Regions from separate parts of the Homo sapiens genome. Here region 2 is linked to region 1. A link is an interaction called in ENCODE POLR2A ChIA-PET data of the cell type or tissue named here. Cell type or tissue: CD4-positive, alpha-beta T cell. All regions are shown on one strand. Links, peaks and the distances in the headings refer to the core of each region. The heading gives the core; the rest is flanking DNA. Region 1 holds the start of MAL (mal, T cell differentiation protein (MAL blood group)). Region 2 overlaps MRPS5 (mitochondrial ribosomal protein S5).

Region 1 (11,675 bases), core at 2,018-10,017:
ATCCACATTCCATGCAACCTCACAGGCCTTCCTCAAGTTCCGCCGCAGCATCAGTCCTGTTCTCCTCCCCTTCCAGAACTTGCCCCCATGCCTGTTCCTTCTGCCCTGGACTCCTGTGGTTGTTTACATTCTGCCTCCTCCCTGCTCTATCGCCTTCCTCAGACTCACTGTTGATCTCTGTATGTGCACTTGAAGCCTGCAGTGTGTGGTGCGATGCCAGACCCTCCTCCAGGAGACAGCAAGGGGCCTGGTGTGTGCTGTTCCAGTGTCGGGAAGGCTCTCTCCCTTCACCTGGTAACCACTGCTCACCAATCCAAAGGGCCCTTCCTCCCACAAGCTTCCCTATAGGCCAGGCTGGGCCGGTGCTGTACCTGGGCTCCCTGCAGTGTGCTATGCTTGATTAAGATCTGCCTCCCAAGCCTCATAATAAGCTTCAAAGAGGCAGGGGCCCCTCCTCCATGGCAACCCCATCACCCAGCGCTTACTGAACTTGGGCTGGAGGCAGGAGGCTCTACTGAGTTTACTGTTACATCTGCAGAGCGGGCACAGGGGTACCACCCAAGAGGTTCTCAGAAACAGGGCCCCACTGTGCAGCCTGCCCCCACCCCAACTTTGTTCTAGAACAGTTGGTCCATGTGCCACCTACTATGATCTGAATGTCTGTGTCCCCTCCCCAAATTCCTATGTTGAAATCCTAACCCCCAAGATGATGGTATCAGGGCTGAGGCCTTTGGGAGGTGATTAGGTCATAAAGATGGAGGCCTCATGAATGGTATCAGTGTCCTTAGAAAAGTGGCCCCAGAGAGACCCTTCACCTCCTCCACCCTGTGAAGACACAGCAAGAAGGTGCCGTCTGTGAACCAGAAAGTGGACCCTCAACAGACACGGAATCTGCAACACCTTGATCTAGGATTTCCAGCCTCCAGAACAGTGAGAAACAGGCTCCTGCTGTTGACAAGCCTCCTGGTCTACCGTAGTTTATTACAGCAGCCCGAACAGACTAAGACACCGTCTCTGAGCACTTTGCCTGCAGTCATGGACAAAGCATGCCCAGCACAGGCCCTGACCAGGTGCCTCTCAGCCTCACGTGCTGTCCCTCTTGGAAAGAGCTCTCCTAGGGAGCAGGGACTCTGTCTTTCCTACTCACACACCCTCTACCCTCCATCCCCATCCACAAGTCACCCAGACAATGCCAGCCTGTTTTGTGCTCAGAATATCATGAGGACTTTGTCGGACAGTGGCAGAGTGCCACATCTCCCTGGTTCTAGAAAACATGATCCTACAAGAGGGTGGGGAAAAGAGCACATGCGGATCATTGTCCCTGGAGGCAGTGGGCACACGGAGCCCATGGCCCATCAAAGGACAGTGCCCTGGTGAGCAGCCACCACTTCAGATTTTCCAGTTTGTGGATTTTGTGCAGTAGACACAGAGCCTGCCTGCTGGAATCAAGAGGCCTAGTCACCAGCCATGTGGCCTGCGCACATTACCTCCCATTCCTAGCCTGTATGTTGGGTGACACCCACCAGCAAGCCTCTGTGGGATTAAATGAAGCCATGCAGGCAAAGTGCCTGTGGCAGTGCTGGGACTCAGCAAGCCCTCAGTAACAGGTTCCCCTCCTGCGCTGACGCCATGGCAGCTGTGGCTGCCATTCCCCCATCCGCCAGCAGGTGCCCTCACTGCTTCATGCCTTCTATGGAACCCAGGGCTGTGGGTGACTGTGTCTGTGAGAAAAATAAAATCCCTAGGGGGAAGTGCGCGTTCAGGGTAGCTCTCTGAACTCATGTCGGCACCCGGCCTCGCCATCCATAAATGGGGATGATGACCCCCACTTCCTTGTGTTCCCAGAGGTGAAGGTCCCAAGCCCTGTCCACCAGGGCAGGTGCCTGGGGCCACACCTGAGATGACCATGAAGACTGGATTTGGGAGGCTGCCGATGTCTGCATGGAGCTGGCATTTGACTGGCAATTGCCCATCTTGAGCAGGGTTTTCATCGAGGGCTCGGAGCTTTAGAGGTGCAGCGTCACTCAGGTTCAAGGTGCTCAGCAACTCTGTGCCCTTGGGCAGCTACTTAACACTTCTGAGCCTCTGTTAGCTCATCAGTAAAATGGGAGTCATCTTACCTACCTCAAAAACCAATGCACCTACTGTTACGGATGGGCAACTCCTGCCCATTAATCTTTCCCTGAACACGTCCCTCTCCCCACAATCTCCTCCCTCCCCCTGAACACACACAAACTGGAGGTGGTAACCTCTTCCTTCCCCAGGCTGGCTCTGCAATGGCAACTTTCCAATTCCTACTTTGTGGAAACCCACCCAAGGCCACGTTATTAATATTTGACAGAAGCCCCAGACCCACCCTCTTATTCACACCCACTGGGAAGACCAAGGATACTCACTGAGTTATTATTGGCTGAAATTATTTTTTCATATCCTGCTGGAAACCAAAATATGGTCCTGGGCTTCTGATAAGTATCAACCACCTCATTCACCAGCAGGTGGCCCAGAGCACCTGCAGAAGCTGTGCTGGGGAATGAAGACAGGCCCATCTTTACTTACCAATGCCTCTCTCTTACCAATGTCTCTCTCTCTCACCAATGCCTCTGTTTTACAAATGCCTCCTCTCACCAACGCCTCTCTCTCTCTCTCTCACACACCAGTGCCTCTCTCTCACCAGTGCCTCTCTCTGTCTCACCAACGCCTCTCTCTCACCAATGCCTCTCTATTTACCAATGTCTCTCTATTACCAGTGCCTCACTCCTCACCAGTGCTTCTTACATCCAAACAGGGCACTTCCATGTCCTCCTCTGGTGGTCAAGCACAGACAAAGCTGGAGTCATCCACCATTGGCTAAGGTTTAATGAGCACTCACCAGAGGCTGGGCTCTGCTTGGGTGCTGAGCATATGCTAGGGTGGGGAAGGAGAGGGGCAGATGGGGGTGGCTGGAGGATGCCCTGCCGAGGGTAGAGTCTGGTCAGGAAGATGAACGTCGAGCGGAGAACTCCAGGTGGGAGGAGGGGGTCACAGAGATAGGGACAAACCCCCTTGACCCTGGCCGGGCTGCCTTCCTCATCCTCTGAAGCCTCTTTCAGAGATTGCTGCCCCTCTGCCTTATCAAAGGAGGGCTGGGACTGCTGAGCTCCACTGAGTTGCCCCTGGGAGCGAGCTTTCCCCAAAGGCTCAGGCCCAAGTAGGAATGAGTTAGCAACAAAGGCTTGAAATAAGTAGGAAATCACCAAACCAAACCACAAACAAAAGCCCTCCAGGCCAGGTAAGGACATTATTAGGAGTTGATAGGATCTTCTTGTTCTTAATTAGTATGTGCTGATAGGAAATCTCCAAGCAGCTTTCGCTGGACTGCCTGAGGGTCATCTCACCTCTCTTCAGGCTGCGGCTTCCTGTGGCCACCTTGCTTTAAGGCTTGTTCCCAGGACGGTCTCCTGGGGAGGAAGAAGATGTCCTCTCAGAGGCCAGCAGGTCCAACTAACGAGCTATGAGATGCCCAAGGTGGATGAGGACCTGGGCTCCTAAAGTCCCACAGCCCATTGTGTCCAGAGAGATGCTGCCCTGGGGACCCGACACAATGGCACCTTGGTTGCAGCCGTCCGGGCTGGCAGCTCACAGAGGCACAGTGGGGTTTTCTCATTTCAAATGCCTGGCCCCTTTCCAGAGGCACTTAGAATGGCCAGCTGATGGGCGTGCTACTTTTGCTTTGGAAAATGCGTCCACGAATATACTTCTCTCCCTAGGGACTGGGAAGGAGGAAGAATTGTGCAGCAGGGAGAGGTGAAGGCCCCACTGGAGAGAAGGGGAGCCCCTTGTCCTGCCTGCAGCAGCTGCCAATGGAAAGAAAGAAGAGTTGGGAGTCTAAGCTGGAGGTTGCGGGGCCAATTCCCTTTTGGCAGGCGAGAATCCGGACTCGGGCGGATTTCAGGCTTCAGTGTTTGTAGGAGGAAACACAGCAATCACACTATTAATAGTAAATTAAAATAAATGGGCAACTGCTGCATGGTAATACTTTTTTTTTTAAGGCAAAAAATAAAAAATAGTGAAACAGAGAAACAAAACATGAAACACCGGCAGTCAACAGGCAGGCAAAGAACCTGGGGGTGGGGGTAGCAGCGGTCCCACCCTCAAAAGGCCCGGGCTGCCCAGACCAAGAGAAAGCGATGAATCTCTTCTGGTAACGTCCCTTCCTGTCGCATGGATTCAAGGCCGACCTGCCCCAGCACCACCACCAGCAGCCTTCTGCTGGGGCCGGCACAGCTGGGAGCAACCTCCTACTCTCAGGCAGACGCGCAGCACCAAGCAGAGAGGCCCGGTGCAGGATCCCAGCGCCGAACCAGCGCCGGCTCAGTGGACGCGGAAGGGGCCGGCGGCCGCGGCCGGTCCCATCCCCCACTGCAGACCCCCAGCCTGTGGCGGTGGTCCAGTTCCGCCAGGAAACCGCCGCCTGGAGCTGTGGGTCGCGCACATTAACGCATCCAGCGGAAAAATGAAGGAGACCCAAATTCAAAGTTAAAGTAATGGTGACCCGAGAGGTGCCTTGATGAGAAGGTTTGGGGTCCCGGTTACTGATGGTTATCATTCTTACGAGATGCTGGTCACCTACGAAGGGAGAAAGGCACGAGGAGCGCCTGACCAAAGTGGTTTTGCCCTGCTTCCCGCAAGAGGTGGCACCCACGGCTGGAACGCAGGAGTCAGACCCACAGTCCCCAGCTCTGGACGCCCGCAGCGGGGCCTCGAAGAGGTTCAGGGCGGTGCCCGCGGCGCTCGGGCCGGGTCTCCCGGGGCGTGGGGCGGGGGGCGGGGTTGGGCGGCGGCCGGGGCTCCTCCCTCTTCTGCCCCGGGCTCCCCTGCTCTTAACCCGCGCGCGGGGGCGCCCAGGCCACTGGGCTCCGCGGAGCCAGCGAGAGGTCTGCGCGGAGTCTGAGCGGCGCTCGTCCCGTCCCAAGGCCGACGCCAGCACGCCGTCATGGCCCCCGCAGCGGCGACGGGGGGCAGCACCCTGCCCAGTGGCTTCTCGGTCTTCACCACCTTGCCCGACTTGCTCTTCATCTTTGAGTTTGTGAGTGGCTCCTGGCCGGGGAAGGGACGGGGTGGGCTGAGCCGTGCGCTCTCTCGGGCGCCCAGCACAGCTGTCGGACGGGATCCGCTAGCTGCGCAGGTTCTGGGAGCATCGGGGCAGCAGGCGCAGGGCGGGGACTAAGCCAGGGAAGTCCCCTCCCACCTCCGGTCCTTTGTGCCCTTCTAGACCAACAGAATGAGGGGAACAGTCTACAGGACTATGGAGGAAAAACTGGGTTCCCAACTGGGGTCAGATGTAGGCAGCGGGGCAGGGGGGGACGGCTCTTGGTTCGCTGGTCCCAAAGCTGCGCGCGGGGCCCACTTGACGCGCGCAGCGCCACCGAAGCTCCCGCCGCGCTTTGCGCGGTTGGGTAGAAGTGCGCAGCTTTTACAAGGGAGAAGGTTTCGTTAAAAAAGAAAAAAAAATCAGCAAGAGAAACATTAGTATTACCAACCGAGATTTGGAGATGAGAGGGAGCTGAATCCGGTTTATTTTCTTCTGGCCTTTTAAAGTTTCTGGCGAGGGAACGTATTTGCGACCAATTCGATCTGGAAATGAGGCCATCGTTTGCTTGGCCGCAGTCCTTCTGCCCCGTGTGCGGGGTGGGGGTGGAGGAGATGGGGGGTGGGGGGTGGGGGGTGGCGGCGAGAGCGATCCGCGCGCCTCGACTGACCTTGGGCAGGCCCGGGGCCTCTGCACCTGCGGTCGGTCCCGCCTTGCACGCACGGTCTCTGCCTGAGGCTGCAGGAAAGCGCTTCCTACTGAGAACTCCTGATAAGCGCTCACGGTGTCGCGAAGCCGAAGTGACCTCCCTCAGCCTCAACTCCCCGGGGGCCGCTGGCCTTCACCTGGGAGGGGTGTGCCCTGTATGTCCTGTGGGTGCGGTCCGTCACCGCCTGAGGGACACCTTTTCCGGCACCCCACCCTCAGAAGTGTCAGCGTGGAGAGTTGGGCGGGAAAGAAAATGTCGGAGCCTGGCTGTTTAAAAATTGGACCCCAGGTTGTTATTGCCTGATTGGAGGGGGAGGGTGTGAATACCAAAGGGAGCAGGTCAGTTCATCCAAAGAGGGCTTGCGGGCAGAGGCTAAGAGGGCTGCGGCGGCCTGGGAGCAGGGCTACCATTGAACTTAGGGTGAAAGTCCAGTCGAACCCAAACCTGGGTGGAACCGGTGACTTGAAATCCTAGGGATAGGCGGAATCAAAGCAGTTACATTTAGAAGAAACCCTGGACGCCAATGAACGCAGCCCCACCGTTTACAGAGAGCCAGCCCCCCGCTGGCCTCCTTTTAGAAGTTCAGCATACAAGAAGGAGTGCCCCTGAGAGTAGGAACAGTCCAGTTAGACGGGGCGATCTGATCTGCGGGAAAGGTGACCGGAGACTCCCACCCAACCCGCCAATGCTGCAGAAATTACAGGGGCGTGGGAAACCTTGGAACCATCTACTACTGGCAGCTTGCTCTTCCAGCGTGGCTTTGTGGCCTGCCGGTAGCGGGGCTTCCAGAAGAAACAACTCCCCCTCGCCCAGAACGCTTCTCTCAGCTGACTTAGAAAGTCACTTCTCCACCTCACCCCTGTTCCCCACCTCCCTTCCTCACTTCCCAGGAGACCCGCAATGCATAGTCATCTCCAGGCATCTTCCACATGCTCTAGATTAGGGGTGGGCTCGCAGGTGCCTGGGAGAGAAGAGGAGAAAGCTGACCCCAAGCCTCTCAGTTCTCCTCTGCATGGACTGTAAATACGAAGCTGTATATATTTGATGTGTGGAAGGAGTGGAGAATTAAAGGGCCTGAGAAGGCGCTGGCCACCCCGGGAGAGTTTTTGTTTTTGTTTTTGTTTTTGCTTTTGAGACGGAGTCTCGCTCTGTCGCCCAGGCTGGAGTGCAGTGGCGCGATCTTGGCTCACTGCAGGCTCCGCCTCCCGGGTTCACGCCATTCTCCTGCCTCAGCCTCCCAGCTACTCGAGAGGTTTTTTTAATTATGGAATATTACAACTCGACAACAAAAAGACAACCCAATTAGAAAATGGACAATGGACTTGAACAGAGGTTTCTACAAAGAAGATACACAAATGGCCAATATGCACATAAAAAGATGCTTAACATCATCAGGCATTAGGAAAACTAAATTGAAACCACAATGAGGCCAGTTGCGGTGACTCACGCCTGTAATCCCAGCACTTTGGGAGGCTGAGGTGGGTGGATCACCTGAGGTCAGGAGTTCGAGACCAGACTGACCAACATGGTGAAACCCCATCTCTACTAAAAATACAAAAAAAAAAAAAAAAAAAAAAAACCCGGCTTGGGTGGCTCATGCCTGTAGTCCCAGCTACTCAGCAGGCTAAGGCATGAGCATCGCTTGAACCTGGGAGGCAGAGGTTGCAGTAAGCCGAGATCATGCCGCTGCACTCCAGCCTGGGCAACAGAGTGAGACTCGGTCTCAAAAAAATAAATTAATAAGTAAATAAATTAAATAAATAGAAAGAAAGAAATCACAATGAGATACCACTTCACACCCATTAGGATGGCTACTATCCAAAAAACGGAAAACATCAAGTATTGGATGTGGAGAAATTGGAACCCTTGGTATGCCACTGGCGGGAATGTGAAATGGTTCAGCCACTGTGGAAAACAGTTTGGTGTTCCCTCAAAAAATTACCCTCTGACCCAGCAATTCCACTCCTGGGTATATAACCAAAGGATTCCAAGCAGGGACTTTAGTATTGGCACATGCATGTTCATAGCAGCAGTCTTCACAATAACACACAGCCCAGTGGCCATCAGCAATGAACTGAATAACAAAGTGCGACATATCCAAACAATGGATACTACCTGACCATAGAAAGGAATGAAGTACTGATACGTGCTACAAAGTTGATAAACCTTGAAAACTCTATGCTAAGCAAAAGACACAAGGCACAAAATGTCATATAGTGTATGATTCCGTTTATATAAAATACTGGAATAGATAAATCCATAGAGACAGAACACAAACCCTGGTGGTTTGCCAGGGACCAAGGGGAGCAATTGTTTAATCGCTATGTGGTTTCTTTTTGGGGGTAATGAAAATGCTTTGGAATTAGATTGAGTTGGTGGGTGCACAACACCATGAATGTACTAAATGCCACTGAACTGTCAACTTAAAATGATTGGTTTGATGATATGTGAATTTCACCTCAAGTTTAAAAAACAAAAAATAGAAATATTTCAAATGCCACAGAAGAACATATACAATACTTTAACAGACACCTACATAATTATTGCCCAACTTTGTCAAATCTTAATATTTTGCCTTGTTTGCTGTTATGTATTAAGGAAATGAAGCTTTCAGATGGCATCTAAGCCTCCTAGACATCCTTCTGTTATCTTATTCTCTCTCTCCCTCCGTCCTCAGGGCCACCTGTAGGCTGAATGTGGTGTTCACTTCCAAGCACAGGTTAGACTTTTACTGCACACATATGAACTACACATGGCATTGTTTTACATGTTTTCGCACTTTATGAAAATGCCAGCATACAGTACGTATCCTTCTGCAACATGCTTTCCAGGCAACATTATGTTCTGAGATTTATACATGTTGACTTTGTTTACCCAGTCTTCTGTTAATAGACACTTTGGATAGTTCCAATTTGCTGCCTTTAGCTATTGCAGACAGCATTGCTAAGAACATTCTCATATTTGCCTCTGTAGTTACCTGTTGGAAATGTCTCCCAGAGACACTTGGAGGATGTGACTTGTTGGGTCACAGGGGATATGCACATTGTCATTTTCCCAGGTGTTATCACATTGCCGTCCAAAAGAGTAATTCCAATTTACACACCCCAGGAGCAGATTTACTGGGAAGCTGATGTTTAATTAAGTTCAAGACCCCTACTTACTCAAGCCCCTTCCAAGACTCTGCCTAATTTTGTATTCTCTTATAAAGATGGTCCTCCTGATTGTTTAAGCTTCAGGCTAAACCTGGACCTTCCCCGGCCCCTACCAGCAGCACATGAAAGTCGCCATTGTTCCTCATCACTTGGTAGCGTCAGACTTTATAATTTTCTGCTAGTCCAATGGGTGTGAAATGCTTGATTATTTTTTAAATCTGTAGTCCACTGAGTTGTTGATGACTCATAGTTCAGATTCCCATGCCTGACCTCCCAACAGCCTGGGAGGCGCAGATGTCCAAGCTGATCCGGGTGGAGCGCCACTTCCATGGTGAGGGGACTGCCCACTGGAGCAAGTGAGGGTGGCAGCTCAGGGTGGGGCATAGCAACCTCTCCTTGGCCCAGCACCCCTATCCCAGACCTCCTGACCTCTGAAAGCTGCAGAGTCCTCACAGGAAGAGGAAGGCAGGCCCAACTAGGAAGTGAGACTGCCTTTCCAAATACCTCCAGAGCCACAGAGGCTGTGCCCCTATTGCAGGTGGTGTGGTCATCAGTGCAGCCCCATATAGGCCAAGGGTGAAATAGCCAATGCTCTCCCCTCCTCCAACAAAACCCAGGGCTTTGCTTCTCGTCTGCTCCCCTGCAAAAGTCCCACCCAGTGAGGAACTTTTCCTTTTGGAGCCACTCTCTGTCTCTGTCTCCGTCTCCATTCTAAGCCAGGGACTTCCTTGACACTGGGCCACCATTCAGGGAATGAAAGGTTCACAGGGAAGGCTTTCTGTCTCAGCTGGGGCCCCCAGATGCGAGGTCTCCCACAGAGTGCCAGGAGAGACCCCCTACCCATTCAGGACTTGTGAAGGAAGTGCCTGAAGAGGGTTGTGAGATCATCTACTCAGCCCCCTCCTCCCCAGGCCACAAAGGAGGCAGGGTTGTGAGTGAGGGTGTGAGGAATGCCGCCCAGCCCTCCAGGGGCATGCCCTTCCTCCTCTGTGCCTCAGAAACACGAACAGAAGTGCAGTCACATCACGGGTTGGGGTTGGGGTGGGGAGACACCCGCAATCAGTTTGCAGTTTTGACAGTTACAGTGAACTGGACAGAGTAATGACTAAAATGACACCTTTTCTGTGACCCAAAGTGACTGGACTGTTATTAAGAGTGACCAGAGAGGTCTGGGGACTTCTGCTAGATTTCTACCTGGCTGGGGAATAGCCAGCCCGACAGAGCCGGGACTGGGCCATGGGCCAGCGAGGCAGTTTCGCATTAGGTGGTCCAAGCTGTGGCTGCACTGAGAAGGTGGCATGGGAACTCCTAGGAGACCAGAGACGTAGAATGACAGAAACCTCACTTTCAGAGCTGGCAGGGAACTGAGGCTCAGACAGGGAGCAACTTGCCTGGGTCACCGGGTCTCCAGGGTCCAGTGAGCACTTCTGGCAGTGAGCAGATCATGCCCAGGCTTCTCCTTTCACCTAATCAGCCACACGAGATTTTGCTTGCACTAGAAGGCACACTGGGATCCTGAGTAGGCAGCCCTGCCCACCTGGCAGCTCTGGGCAAGGCTTGGTCCCTTCTCTCCCCCAACAGGAATGAAGGGACAGCTCAGGACCACTGGGAAGCTCACACCTCCTCTGGGTCTCCTTGTCAAAAACACACCCTGCAGGTTCTGAGTCACGAGGTCCAGGGCAGGTTGAAGAACCCGCATTGCACTGCACACCCTCCACTGACTGGCTGAGACTTGGAGCGGACATCTCGAGGCCAGGCCACCCTCTTGATATTTTTATGGGGGATAGAATAGTGGGAACAGTTCTCAGGGAGAGGCTGGGGCAAGCAGCCAGGTGCTCTGAGGTTCTCACAAGTCAGACCAGGGACCTCCTCTGTTCTGGAGAAAGTTCCCTGCTGTGCTAGCTAGGAGCCTCTCCTACAGGCACCAGGGAGTGGGGCAGGCCCCGCTTGGCCAGAATGGGATGGTGGCTGAGTTGGCCTTCTCTGACTGTGTCCACTGGCTCCTGGCTCTGTCCCTTCTCTGTAGCTATTTAGAGAGGGCTACTGCCTGATCTTCCGTGTTTTCTCCTCTCTTCCTCTCTAAAGGGAGGAGAAGTGTTCTAGACAGAGATTTCACAGGGGTTTGGTGGAGAAGTGACTTTTCTGGTTTTTCAAGACCAGAGGCTGGCTTTGGTGAGGACTCAGTAACTTTGAGCTGCTCCCTGGAAACTGCTAAGTGTGATGATGGGGCTCATCTCCACAGGATTGTCAGACATGTGTCATCACACCTGAGCTATATTTTAAAAGATTGCCTTTTAGCTTTTCATAAGTCACTCCCCCACCTCACAGGGATGGGGCAATGCCAGAACTGGTGCAAAGGCACCCTTTCTGTCCCAGTGCTTTCAGAAGTGAGTAGGAAGCCCCACGATGCTGCTGCCAGCAGCGCTCACACTCAGGTCGGCCAGGGACAAGGGCTGAATTTTGCACCTATACTCGCCACACCAGCAGGCGAGGGGCAGAGCATATTGTGCTGCCAGCACAGACTAGCTCTGCACAGCCTTAGCAGTGGCTTGGCTTTGTCCTGGGCCCAGACACATTCTCCAGAGAAGGGGCTGGGAGTAGGGACTGGACCACCTGGGACCTGCCTTGACACAGGACAGAGCCAGCCAGACTTGAACTAGAAGGGGCTGGGGGCTGACTTAAGCCACTCCAGGGCTTCCTCCTGGCCCCTCCAGTGTCAGTGCCGGACATGGTGCTTTGGACCAGC
Region 2 (11,675 bases), core at 1,452-9,451, 66 kb after region 1:
ATCTTCCCAGTCCAGTTTGACGTCTGGAACCTCATCTTCTGGCTCTGGATCCTTCCTCAAGGGCCCCCGGGGGGACGCAACCACAATGGGCAGAGGGCCACATTCCTCCCGGATTTCCACAACATGGAGGCCCTTCTTATCAGCCAGCTGTTGATGGGTTTCCTAAGCAAGACCAAATTCAGAACAGGTTAGGTCTGAAGTACATTTGCAACATAAAGAGCAGGAACTTCCACAGGCCACAACAGTACAGCCTGGGGGTATTCAAAGGCCATTTCAGTGGATTTGGGTTAATGTGTTTTGTGGCTAAACTCTAATAACCTGTCATGGGTGGAGTCATTTCAGCCTCATCTGCTGCATCTGCCCACCCCAAACTTGGATAGAGGAAGGGCCTTGGCCTCTGGTCTCTTGCCTTCTAAACCCTCCTGATTATGCACCATGCTGTGCCAAACACTGAACTTGAATCTCACCAACCCCCTAGATCTAACTACCAATTTACAGTAAATATAGGGGAGATAAGACACTAAGGACCCTACAGGTATTTTAGTCAGCAACAGGCCAGGAAGCACTACAAAACAAACAACCTGGTTTCCTCAACAAAAAATCATAAGCGGGGCGGGGGTGGGGGAAGAGGAGGGGAACCTATTTAAAAGGCATAGCAAAAACATACATTAACCTGTTCTGCAACCTGATTCAAACACATTGTGTAAAAAAAAAAAAAATTTTTTTTAATCTAACAAATGGAATTTGCTCATTTGTATGAACATTGATTGGATATTTGATGATACAAGTTACTGTTAACTTTTTAGGTATGATAATAGTATTACAGGGTATTTTTTAAAATCCTCATCTTTTCGAAGATACATACTAAAATATTTAGGGTTGAAATAAAATGTCTGAGATTTGGTTCAAAATAACTGGGGGTGTACTAAGAAGCAAGACTGGTCATGAGCTGGGTAACAGGGCCATGGGGATTCACTGCAGAGGGAAGCCACAGAGATCTGGAAGCAGGCAGATTAGTTCAGTAGACGTTATTCATGGTACAATGACATACCTGCTATGTCAATCCCGTGATCCCAGGCCTTATGGCTGCCTTGCACTATTCTAATTATATATCTAATGCCCTGCAGTATGTGTGAAATTAGAAAACAGATGAGCCATTTCATAAACAAAATAATTTATATTGGTGTATCTTTCAATCAAAGGCATATCACCTAAAGTGGTGGCATCTTTTCCTTTTTGAGTGACATATTAAATAATGCAACCTTTTATAGCTGATGGCATTTTAGGAGAGATGACATATGGTAACTATATCAGAAGGTTTAAAAGACTAAAAGAAAACAAAGATATCACATAAAAGAACAAGTCTAGGCTGGGCGCGGTGGCTCACGCCTGTAATCCCAGCACTTTGGGAGGCCAAGGCGGGTGGATCACGAGGTCAGGAGTTCAAGACCAGCCTGACCAACATGGTGAAACCCCATCTCTATTAAAAATACAAAAATTAGCCGGGCATGGTGGCACGTGCCTGTAGTCCCAGCTACTCAGGAGGCTGAGGCAGGAGAATCGCTTGAACCCGTGAGGCGGAGGTTGCAGTGAGCTGAGATGGAGCCACTGCACTCCAAGCCTTGGTGACAGAGCAAGACTCTGTCTCAAAAAGCAAAAACAAACAAACCAAAAACCAAAAACAGAACAAGTCTACTGGATCATAAATACAACCTATCTAAAATCAACATCTTAATTAAACCTCTAATGTTTCAATTTACAAGTGCTCTGAAGGGTGTTTTAGACAGTAACACACACAAAAGCTGTTCAGAAAACAGAAGGCTTTTACCCAAAGCCTTCTTTTTCTTTTAATTTTCCTACTTTAAACAGAGACATGTAAAATTACTCCATGGATCACTTTACCTAAAACCCACCACTGTACTCCTGAAATGTCAGGAAGCCTGCCAAAGTCCTCAGCTAACAGAGTTCAGCAAATGGAGCCTATTGAACCTGGTTGTCTTTTCTGTTCATCCACCTATGCTAAGGTCTACCCATCCTTTCAAGAGACAGGCCAGCCCTCCTGGGCAGGTAGGGGAGCTGCCCAAGAATGGGGGCCCGGTGCAGTCACAGCCCTGCCCTCCATGGTGGGTGATTGGGAGCCGGGCCCAGGGCTCCCACCTATGAGGAAAAGTAACCTGATATGTTAATGTTCATAGTTCCCTACCAACCCAGGCATCAGTCCGAACCACCTACACAGGTAACAGGGAACTGACTGTGCCTGCCCTGTGTGCAGAGGTGCCCTGGGTGCTTCATCCTAGCCCCAACTGAAAGGACTAAATTAGGAAATGAACTTTCTCTTTTGATTTTACTTTTCTATACTGTTGGAGCTTTAGAACAAGCAGGTGTTATTTTCATAATAACATGTAGATTGTAATTATTGGCTTTAAAAATGCTGCTTAGAAAAACCCATGAAGTACTTTTTAAAAGGTAATTTTCAGGCCGGGCGCGGTGGCTCACACCTGTAATCCCAGCACTTTGGGAGGCCGAGGCGGGCGGATCACGAGGTCAGGAGATCGAGACCATCCCGGCTAAAACGGTGAAACCCCGTCTCTACTAAAAATACAAAAAATTAGCCGGGCGTAGTGGCGGGCGCCTGTAGTCCCAGCTACTTGGGAGGCTGAGGCAGGAGAATGGCGTGAACCCGGGAGGCGGAGCTTGCAGTGAGCCGGGATCCCGCCACTGCACTCCAGCCTGGGTGACAGAGCGAGACTCCGTCTCAAAAAAAAAAAAAAAAAAAAAAAAGGTAATTTTCATGAACTTGTCAATGGATTTAACTAAACTGATGCAGTCACAGACAACAAAGAATGCCCAACTCCTCAGGTGGCCCCAGGAAAGCATCTCCAGGAGGCCCCAGGGCATCGTAGCCCCAACACACACAACTGAAATACAAACTAGAACCTCTGTTTCAGACCCCGGGAAAGGATTACCTGTCTGGAGAGCCCACGGAAGAGGCCCTGGGTGAGGCTGAGCATATTAATGGACCCAGAGACCTTGGCATACATGTCTTTGATGCCAATGAGCCGGCAGATGGTGATGATGGCCCTGTGGCAGCGGAGGCCGTAACCTAGAAAAGGAGAAACCGGGTGAAACACAGCCCACTCGCCTGCAGCCGGAGGAGTCACCCTGCTGGCTTTCGCATGGCTTCAGGCTCTGGGCTTCGGGAAACTGGTTCATATTCTGGTATCACCACTTCCTAGTGAGCTGACCCTTGACAACTTACTTAACTTCCAAGATGACACTTACTCAAACAGGATACTACAAGGATTAAGAAGATGACATCTACAAATATCTTGAACACATTTTGAGGGCAAAAAAACAGGATTGTTATTGAGATTAATAAACATGCATGAAAATTCTTGGCACCCCAGACTCATTTAACTAAGGATGGAGGGACACGTCTCTTCTCACCCTCCTTGATAGTTCCGTTGCCCTGAGCAGAGGGTCCACTTCCTCCTCCTGAAGAAGCTCCTCTTTTCGTTTTGGTAACACATCCTCTCCTGGATTTCCTCCTAGCTATTGGCCTGTCCTCTCCTCCTTGCTGGCCTCTAAATCTTGGGGGGTCTCCCCTCCAGCCACTGGCCCTACCCTTTTCTGCCTGTAATTCCTTCTCCAGAGAGCTTTAAAAACACAAACCAAACAAGTTGCTCCCCATTTAAAGATCCCTCCTTCCCACTGTTCTCGAGATTAATATAAAGAGCACCATGGCCTATTCAGAGCCTTCTGTGCCTGAGTCCTGCCCGCCCACCTCCCTGACCTCATCTAGAGACACGCCACCTCCTGCTGGCTTCCTCACCTTAAGGACTGCACTTGGGATTCCCTCTGCCTGGAATGTCCTCCCAGCTCTGCCCCCTTGGCTCCTTCTCACCTTCAAGGTCCCACTCAAATTGCTCCTCTTCAGACAGGCCTTCTGTGACCATGCTATTCAAGGTGGCATCCTTCCTTCTGCCTTCCTCCCTCCTACTCTAACACAGTACCCTGATTAGGGCACTCAACGAAACCTGTTTATCCAATGCTTCCCCTGAGTAGAAGATGGCTCCCATGAGGGCCAGGATATTGTTTACCGCGGTGTCCCCAGAGCCCAGAGCAGTACCTGGCAAATGCAGGTGGAGTGAGGGAGCTGCAGGGCCCAAGTTTGGCCTCTAACATTATTTGCCAGACATAAAACTCGGCACACACCTCTTCTGCTCCAAGGCAGAAAATCTACTCTGGAAGTTGGACATTAATGGCTTTCTAGTTTGACTTTTTATGGTCAAAAACTATTCCTTCTACTTGAAAGGGCCAATGAACTGTGGCCTCCATAATTATGCCAGAGCATGCAAGAACTTAAGGGGATAGCTAAAGACAGGTCACAATGGGGTCCTCTGTTCTTCCAGGTGGAGTTATGTACACACAGAACAGGTGCCGCCGACACGTGAACATAATGCACCCATGTCTGGATGAGCACTGGTGTGCACACACCTAGAGAGAGGTACACGTGGAAGGGGGTATCATGCAGATTCTGGAAGGAGCTGAGAGGCAGCCTCTACCCTGCCACTGCTCGCTGAATGACTGTGGCAAGAAGATCCCTCCCTACAACACCTACTTGGCAGTGCTGCTGATGAGCACTGAGATGTGTAATACACAGTACCTGGACCAGCACAGACACTGCATGAACACTGGCCACTGTGTGACACATACACAAACACCCACGTGACAGTGGTCATAGTCCGATGGTAATGATTTGACTACCTTCCAGGCACAGACTGTCAAAAAACACTTGTTTAATAAATATGGCAAAGTTTTGCAGTGCTGTGTGTGGAACTGAATACTGTTCTATAGCCGAAGTAGAAGTGTTCCATGGTTAAATACATTTGGGAACACCACACCCTCCATTTCTCTTGGGAGATTCATATTGCATGGCAGTGCATTAAAGATTGCAACATTCACAAAGATGCAAAAATACTTTTGGTGCCTTTCCTTAATCCAGTTCTGCCATCTGGCATCCTTTTTGGAGTAAAACCTTTTCTATCTCCTACAGAACTAGTAACACATAGGCACATCATTTAGGAAATGCCTATTTGTACACGTATGTACAAAATGTCTATAAATGTGTATGTATTCAGGAAACGTCTAAAAGTATTATATACTGTTTTAGCTTCAAAATCAGAATATTAACCCCGATACATAGGTAATGGTCTAGATCATACAAAAACCTGAAAAATACAGCTTTGATTAGAAGACAGGAAAGATTTTAAAAGGTAGGTTCTTCAATTAAATTAAAATTACAGCAGTCATTTGAATAGGATTCCGTTCCAAGATGGCCGAATAGTAACAGCTCCAGTCTGCAGCTCCCAGTGTGACTGACGCAGAAGACAGGTGATTTCTGCATTTCCAACTGAGGTACCTGGTTCATCTCACTGGGACTGGTTGGACAGTGGGTGCTGCCCATGGAGCAGGGCAGGGCATCGCCTCACCCGGGAAGCACAAGTGGTCCAGGGATTTCCCTTGCCTAGCCAAGGGAAGCTGTGACAGACTGTACCGGGAAAACCGGGACACTGCCACCTAAATACTGTGTCTTTCCAATGGTGGTAGCAAACGGCACACCAGGAGATTATATCCCAGGCATGGCTCAGCAGGTCCCACGCCCATGGAACCTTGCTCACTGCTAGCGCAGCAGTCCGAGATCAAACTGTGAGGCAGCAGCCCTGGCTAGGGGAGGGGTGTCCGCCATTGCTGAGGCTTGAGTAGGTAAACAAAGCGGCCAGGAAGCTCGAACTGGGTGGAGCCCACCGCAGCTCAATGAGGCCCACCTGCCTCTGTAGACTCCACCTCTGTGCACAGGGCATAGCTAAACAAAAGGCAGCAGAAACTTCTGCAGACTTAAACGTCCCTGTCTGACAGCTCTGAAGAGAGCAGTGGTTCTCCCAGCACAGTGTTTGAGCTCTGAGAATGGACAGACTGCCTCCTCAAGTGGGCCCCTGACCCCCGTGTAGCCTAACTGGGAGACACCTCCCACTAGGGACCGACCGACACCTCATACAGCCAGGTGTCCCTCTGAGACGTAGATTCCAGAGGAAGGATCAGGCAGTAATATTTGCTCTTCTGCAATATTTGCTGCTCTGCAGCCTCTACTGGTGATACCCAGGCAAACAGGGTCTGGAGTGGACCTCCTGCAAACTCCAACAGACCTGCAGCTGAGGGACCTGATTGTTAGAAGGAAAACTAACAAACAGAAAGGAATAGCATCAACATCAACAAAATGGACATCCACACCAAAACCCCATCTGTAGGTTACCATCATCAAAGACCAAAGGTAGATAAAACCACAAAGATGGGGAGAAACCAGAGCAGAAAACCTGAAAATTCTAAAAACCAGAGCGCCTCTTCTCCACCAAAGGATCCCAGCTCCTCGCCAGCAACAGAACAAAGCTGGATGGAGAATGACTTTGACAAGTTGGCAGAAGTAGACTTCAGAAGGTCGGTAATAACAAACTTCTCCAAGTTAAAGGAGAATGTTCAAACCCCATCACAAGGAAGCTAAAAATCTTGAAAAAAGATTAGACAAATGGCTAACTAGAATAAACAGTGTAGAGAGTACTTTAAATGACCTGATGGAGCTGAAAACCATGGCACGAGAACTACGTGATGCATGCATAAGCTTCAGTAGCCAATTCAATCAAGTGGAAGAAAGGGTATCAGTGATTGAAGATCAAATTAATGAAATGAAGCAATAAGAGAAGTTTAGAGAAAAAAGAGTAAAAAAACGAACAAAACCTCCAAGAAATATGGGACTATGTGAAAAGACCAAATCTACATTTGATTGGTGTACCTGGAAGTGACAGGGAGAATGGAACCAAGTTCGAAAACACTCTTCAGGATATCATCCAAGAGAACTTCCCCAACCTAGCAAGGCAGGCAAACATTTAAATTCAGGAAATACAGAGAACACCACAAAAATACTCCTTGAGAAGAGCAACCCCAAGACACATAATTATCAGATTCACCAAGGTTGAAATGAAGGAAAAAATATCAAGGGCAGCCAGAGAGAAAGGTCGGGTTATCCACAAAGGGAAGCCCATCAGACTAACAGCGGATCTCTCAGCAGAAATTCTATAAGCCAGAAGAGAGTGGGGGCCAATATTCAACATTCTTAAAAGAATTTTCAACCCAGAATTTCATATCCAGCCAAACTAAGCTTCATAAGTGAAGGAGAAATAAAATCCTTTACACACAAGCAAATACTGAGAGATTCTGTCACTACCAGGCCTGCCTTACAAGAACTCCTGAAGGAAGCACTCAACATGGAAAGGAACAACCGGTACCAGCCACTGCAAAAACATGCCAAATTGTAAAGACCATCGATGCTAGGAAGAAACTGCATCAACTAATGGGAAAAATAATCAGTTAACATCATAATGACTGGATCAAATTCACACATAACAATATTAACCTTAAATGTAAATGGGCTAAATGCCCCAATTAAAAGACATAGACTGGCAAATTGGATGAAGAGTCAAGACCCAGTGTGCTGTATTCAGGAGACCCATCTCACGTGCAGAGACACATATAGGCTCAAAATAAATGGATGGAGGAAGATCTACCAAGCAAATGGAAAGCAAAAAAACAGCAGAGGTTACAATCCTAGTCTCTGATAAAACAGACTTTAAACCAACAAAGATCAAAAGAGACAAAGAAGGCCATTACATAATGGTAAAGGCATCAATTCAACAAGAGCTAATTATCCTAAATATATATGCATCCAATACAGGAGCACCCAGATTCATAAAGCAAGTCCTTAGAGACCTACAAAGAGACTTTGACTCCCACACAATAATAATGGGAGACTTTAACACCCCACTGTCCATATTAGACAGATCAATGACACAGAAGGTTAACAAGGATATCCAGGAAGCAGACCTAATAGACATCTACAGAACTCTCCACTCCAAATCAACAGAACATACATTCTTCTCAGCACCACATCGCACTTATTCCAAAGTTGACCACGTAGTTGGAAGTAAAGCACTCCTCAGCAAATGTAAGAGAACAGAAATCACAACTAACTGTCTGTCAGACCACAGTGCAATCAAACTAGAACTCAGGATTAAGAAACTCACTCAAAACCGCTCAACTACATGGAAACTGAACAACCTGCTCCTGAATGACTACTGGGTAAATAACAAAATAAAGGCAGAAATAAAGATGTTCTTTGAAACCAATGAGAACAAAGACACAACGTACCAGAATCTCTGGGACACATTTAAAGCAGTGTGTAGAGGGAAATTTATAGCACTAAATGCCCACAAGAGAAAGCAGGAAAGATCTAAAATCGACACCCTAACATCATAATTAAAAGAACTAGAGAAGGAAGAGCAAACAAATTAAAAAGCTAGCAGAAGGCAAGAAATAACTAAGATCAGAGCAGCACTGAAGGAAACAGACACACAAAAAAAACCTTCAAAAAAATCAATGAATCCAGCAGCTCATTTTTTGAAAAGATCAACAAAATTGATAGACTGCTAGCAAGACTAAGAAGAGAGAAGAATCAAACAGATGCAATAAAAAATCACCACCAATCCCACAGAAATACAAACTACCATCAGAGAATACTATAAACACCTCTACACAAATAAACTAGAAAATCTAGAAGAAATGAATAAATTCCTCGACACATACACCCTCCCCAGACTAAACCAGGAAGAAGTTGAATCGCTGAATAGACCAACAACAGGCTCTGAAATTGAGGCAATAATTAATAGCCTACCAACCAAAAAAAGTCCAGGACCAGACAGATTCATAGCCAAATTCTACCAGAGGTACAAAGAGGAGCTGGTACCATTCCTTCTGAAACTATTCCAATCAATAGAAAAAGAGGGAATCCTCCCTAACTCATTTTATGAGGCCAGCATCATCCTGATACTAAAGCCTGGCAGAGACACAACCAAAAACAAAGAGAATTTTAGACCAATATCCCTGATGAATATCGATGCAAAAATCCTCAATAAAATACTGGCAAACCAAATCCAGCAGCACATCAAAAAGCTTATCCACCACGATCAAGCCAGCTTTATTCCTGGGATGCAAGGCTGGTTCAACATATGCAAATCAATAAACATACTCCATCACATAAACAGAACCAAATGTCAAAACCACATGATTATCTCAATAGATGCAGAAAAGGCCTTCAACAAAATTCAACAGCCCTTCATGCTAAAAACTCTCAATACACTAGGTATTGATGGAACGCATCTCAAAATAATAAGAGCTATTTATGACAAACCCACAGCCAATATCATACTGAATGGGCAAAAACTGGAAGCATTCCCTTTGAAAACTGGCACAAGACAGGGAAGCCCTCTCTCACCACTCCTATTCAACATACTGTTGGAAGTTCTGGCCAGGGCAACCACGCAAGAGAAAGAAATAAAGGGTATTCAATTAGGAAAAGAGGAAGTCAAATTGTCCCTGTTTGCAGATAACATGATTGTGTATTTAGAAAACCCCATCGTCTCAGCCCAAAATCTCCTTAAGCTGATAAGTAACTTCAGCAAAGTCTCAGGATACAAAATCAATGTGCAAAAATCACAAGCATTCTTATACACCAATAACAGACCAACAGACAGCCAAATCATGAGTGAACTCCCACTCACAATTGCTACAAAGAGAATAAAATACCTAGGAATCCAACTTACAAAAGATGTGAAGGACCTCTTCAAGGAGAACTGCAAATCACTGCTCAATGAAATAAAAGAGGACACAAACAAATGGAAGAACATTCCATGCTCATGGATAGGAAGAATCAGTATCGTGAAAATGGCCATGCTGCCCAAGGTAATTTACAGATTCAATGCCATCCCCATCAAGCTACCAATGACTTTCTTCACAGAATTGGAAAACACTACTTTAAAGTGCATATGGAGCATATGGAACCAAAAAAGAGCCCGCATTGCCAAGACAATCCTAAGCCAAAAGAACAAAGCTGGAGGCATCATGCTACCTGACTTCAAACTATACTACAAGGCTACAGTAACCAAAACAGCATGGTACTGGTACCAAAACAGAGATATAGACCAATGGAATCGAACAGAGGCCTCAGAAACAACACCACACATCTACAACCATCTGATCTTTGACAAACCTGACAAAAACAAGAAATGGGGAAAGGATTCCCTATTTAATAAATGGTACTGGGAAAACTGGCTAGCCATATGTAGAAAGTGAAACTGGATCCCTTCCTTACACCTTATACAAAAATTAATTCAAGATGGATTAAAGACTTAAATGTTAGACCTAAAACCATAAAAACCCTAGAAGAAAACCAAGGCAATACCATTCAGGTCATAGGCATGGGCAAGGACTTCATGACTAAAACACCAAAAGCAATGGCAACAAAAGCCAAAATTGACAAATGGGATCTAATTAAACTAAAGAGCTTCTGCATGGCAAAAGAAACTACCATCAGAGTGAACAGGCAACCTACCGAATGGGAGAAAATTTTTATAATCTACCCATCTGACAAAAGGCTAATATCCAGCATCTACAAAGAACTCAAACAAATTTACAAGAAAAAATCAAACTACCCCATCAAAAAGTGGGCAAAGGATATGAACAGACACTTTTCAAAAGAAGACATTTATGCAGCCAACAGACACATGAAAAAATGCTCATCATCACTGGTTTTGCAAATCAAAATCACAATGAGATACCATCTCACACCAGTTAGAATGGCAATCATTAAAAAGTCAGGAAACAACAGGTGCTGGAGAGGATGTAAAGAAACAGGAAGGCTTTTACACTGTTGGTGGGGCTGTAAACTAGTTCGACCATTGTGGAAGATAGTGTGGCGATTCCTCAGGGATCTAGAACTAGAAATACCATTTGACCCAGCCATCCCATTACTGGGTATATACCCAAAGCATTATAAATCATGCTACTATAAAGACACATGCACACATATGTTTATTGCGGCACTATTCACAATAGCAAAGACTTGGAATCAACCCAAATGTCCATCAATGATAGACTGGATTAAGAAAATGTGGTACATATATACCACTGAATACTATGCAGCCATAAAAAAGGATGAGTTTCATGTCCTTCGTAGGGACATGAAGCTGGAAACCATCATTCCGAGCAAACTATCTCAAGGACAGAAAACCAAACACCGCATGTTCTCACTCATAGGTGGGAACTGAACAATGAGAACACTTGGACACAGGGTGGGGAACATCACACACTGGGGCCTGTGGTGGGTTGGGGGCAGTGGGGGAGGGATAGCATTAGGAGATATACCTAATGTAAATGACGAGTTAATGGGTTCAGCAAACCAGCGTGACACATGGATACCTATGTAACAAACCTGCACATTGTGCACATGTACCCTAGAACTTAAAGTATAATTTAAAAAGAAAGAAAGAAAACATGAATATAATACATAAACATATGGGGACCTTGCCAGAGAAATAAAAATTATTATTATTATTATTTTTTTTTTTTTTTTGAGACTAGTCTTGCTCTTTTACCCAAGCTGGACTGCAGTGGTGATATCTCGGCTCACTGCAAGTTCCACCTCCCAGGTTCACCCCATTCTCCTGCCTCAGCCTCCCGAGTAGCTGGGACTACAGGCGCCTGCCACTGCGCCCAGCTAATTTTTTGTA

What was found. Peaks named below come from ENCODE experiments on the same cell type or tissue, not always from the same donor. Only the 100,000 strongest peaks of a DNase experiment are listed, where the experiment ranks them.
Region 2: POLR2A ChIA-PET joins it to region 1 with 10 read pairs; 3 of 35 experiments call an interaction of 5 or more read pairs at or near these places.

Annotation. Positions count from the first base shown.
Region 1 is chr2:95,020,821-95,032,495 of GRCh38, forward strand. It overlaps MAL (mal, T cell differentiation protein (MAL blood group)), which reads left to right and starts at 4,888. Exons shown (of 4, transcript NM_002371.4): 1 at 4,888-5,065. The coding sequence starts at 4,973. It overlaps MAL-AS1 (MAL antisense RNA 1), which reads right to left and starts at 6,209. Exons shown (of 8, transcript XR_007087136.1): 1 at 5,739-6,209; 2 at 5,520-5,613; 3 at 3,375-3,437; 4 at 2,397-2,523. RefSeq lists enhancers at 1,265-1,765, 5,272-5,995, 10,920-11,675 and a silencer at 4,788-4,917. In CD4-positive, alpha-beta T cell, for the core only: a CTCF peak has its summit at 2,502 (motif pointing right); DNase peaks (open chromatin) are centred at 2,531, 4,921, 5,191, 5,831 and 1 weaker place; H3K4me3 peaks cover 4,550 bases; H3K27ac peaks cover 1,571 bases.
Region 2 is chr2:95,087,420-95,099,094 of GRCh38, forward strand. It overlaps MRPS5 (mitochondrial ribosomal protein S5), which reads right to left. Exons shown (of 12, transcript NM_031902.5): 11 at 2,967-3,103; 12 at 1-162. Among named protein-coding and RNA genes, the nearest start is that of MRPS5, 29 kb to the right of the region's middle. RefSeq lists an enhancer at 34-599. In CD4-positive, alpha-beta T cell, for the core only: no CTCF peak of the experiment used is centred there; no DNase peak of the experiment used is centred there.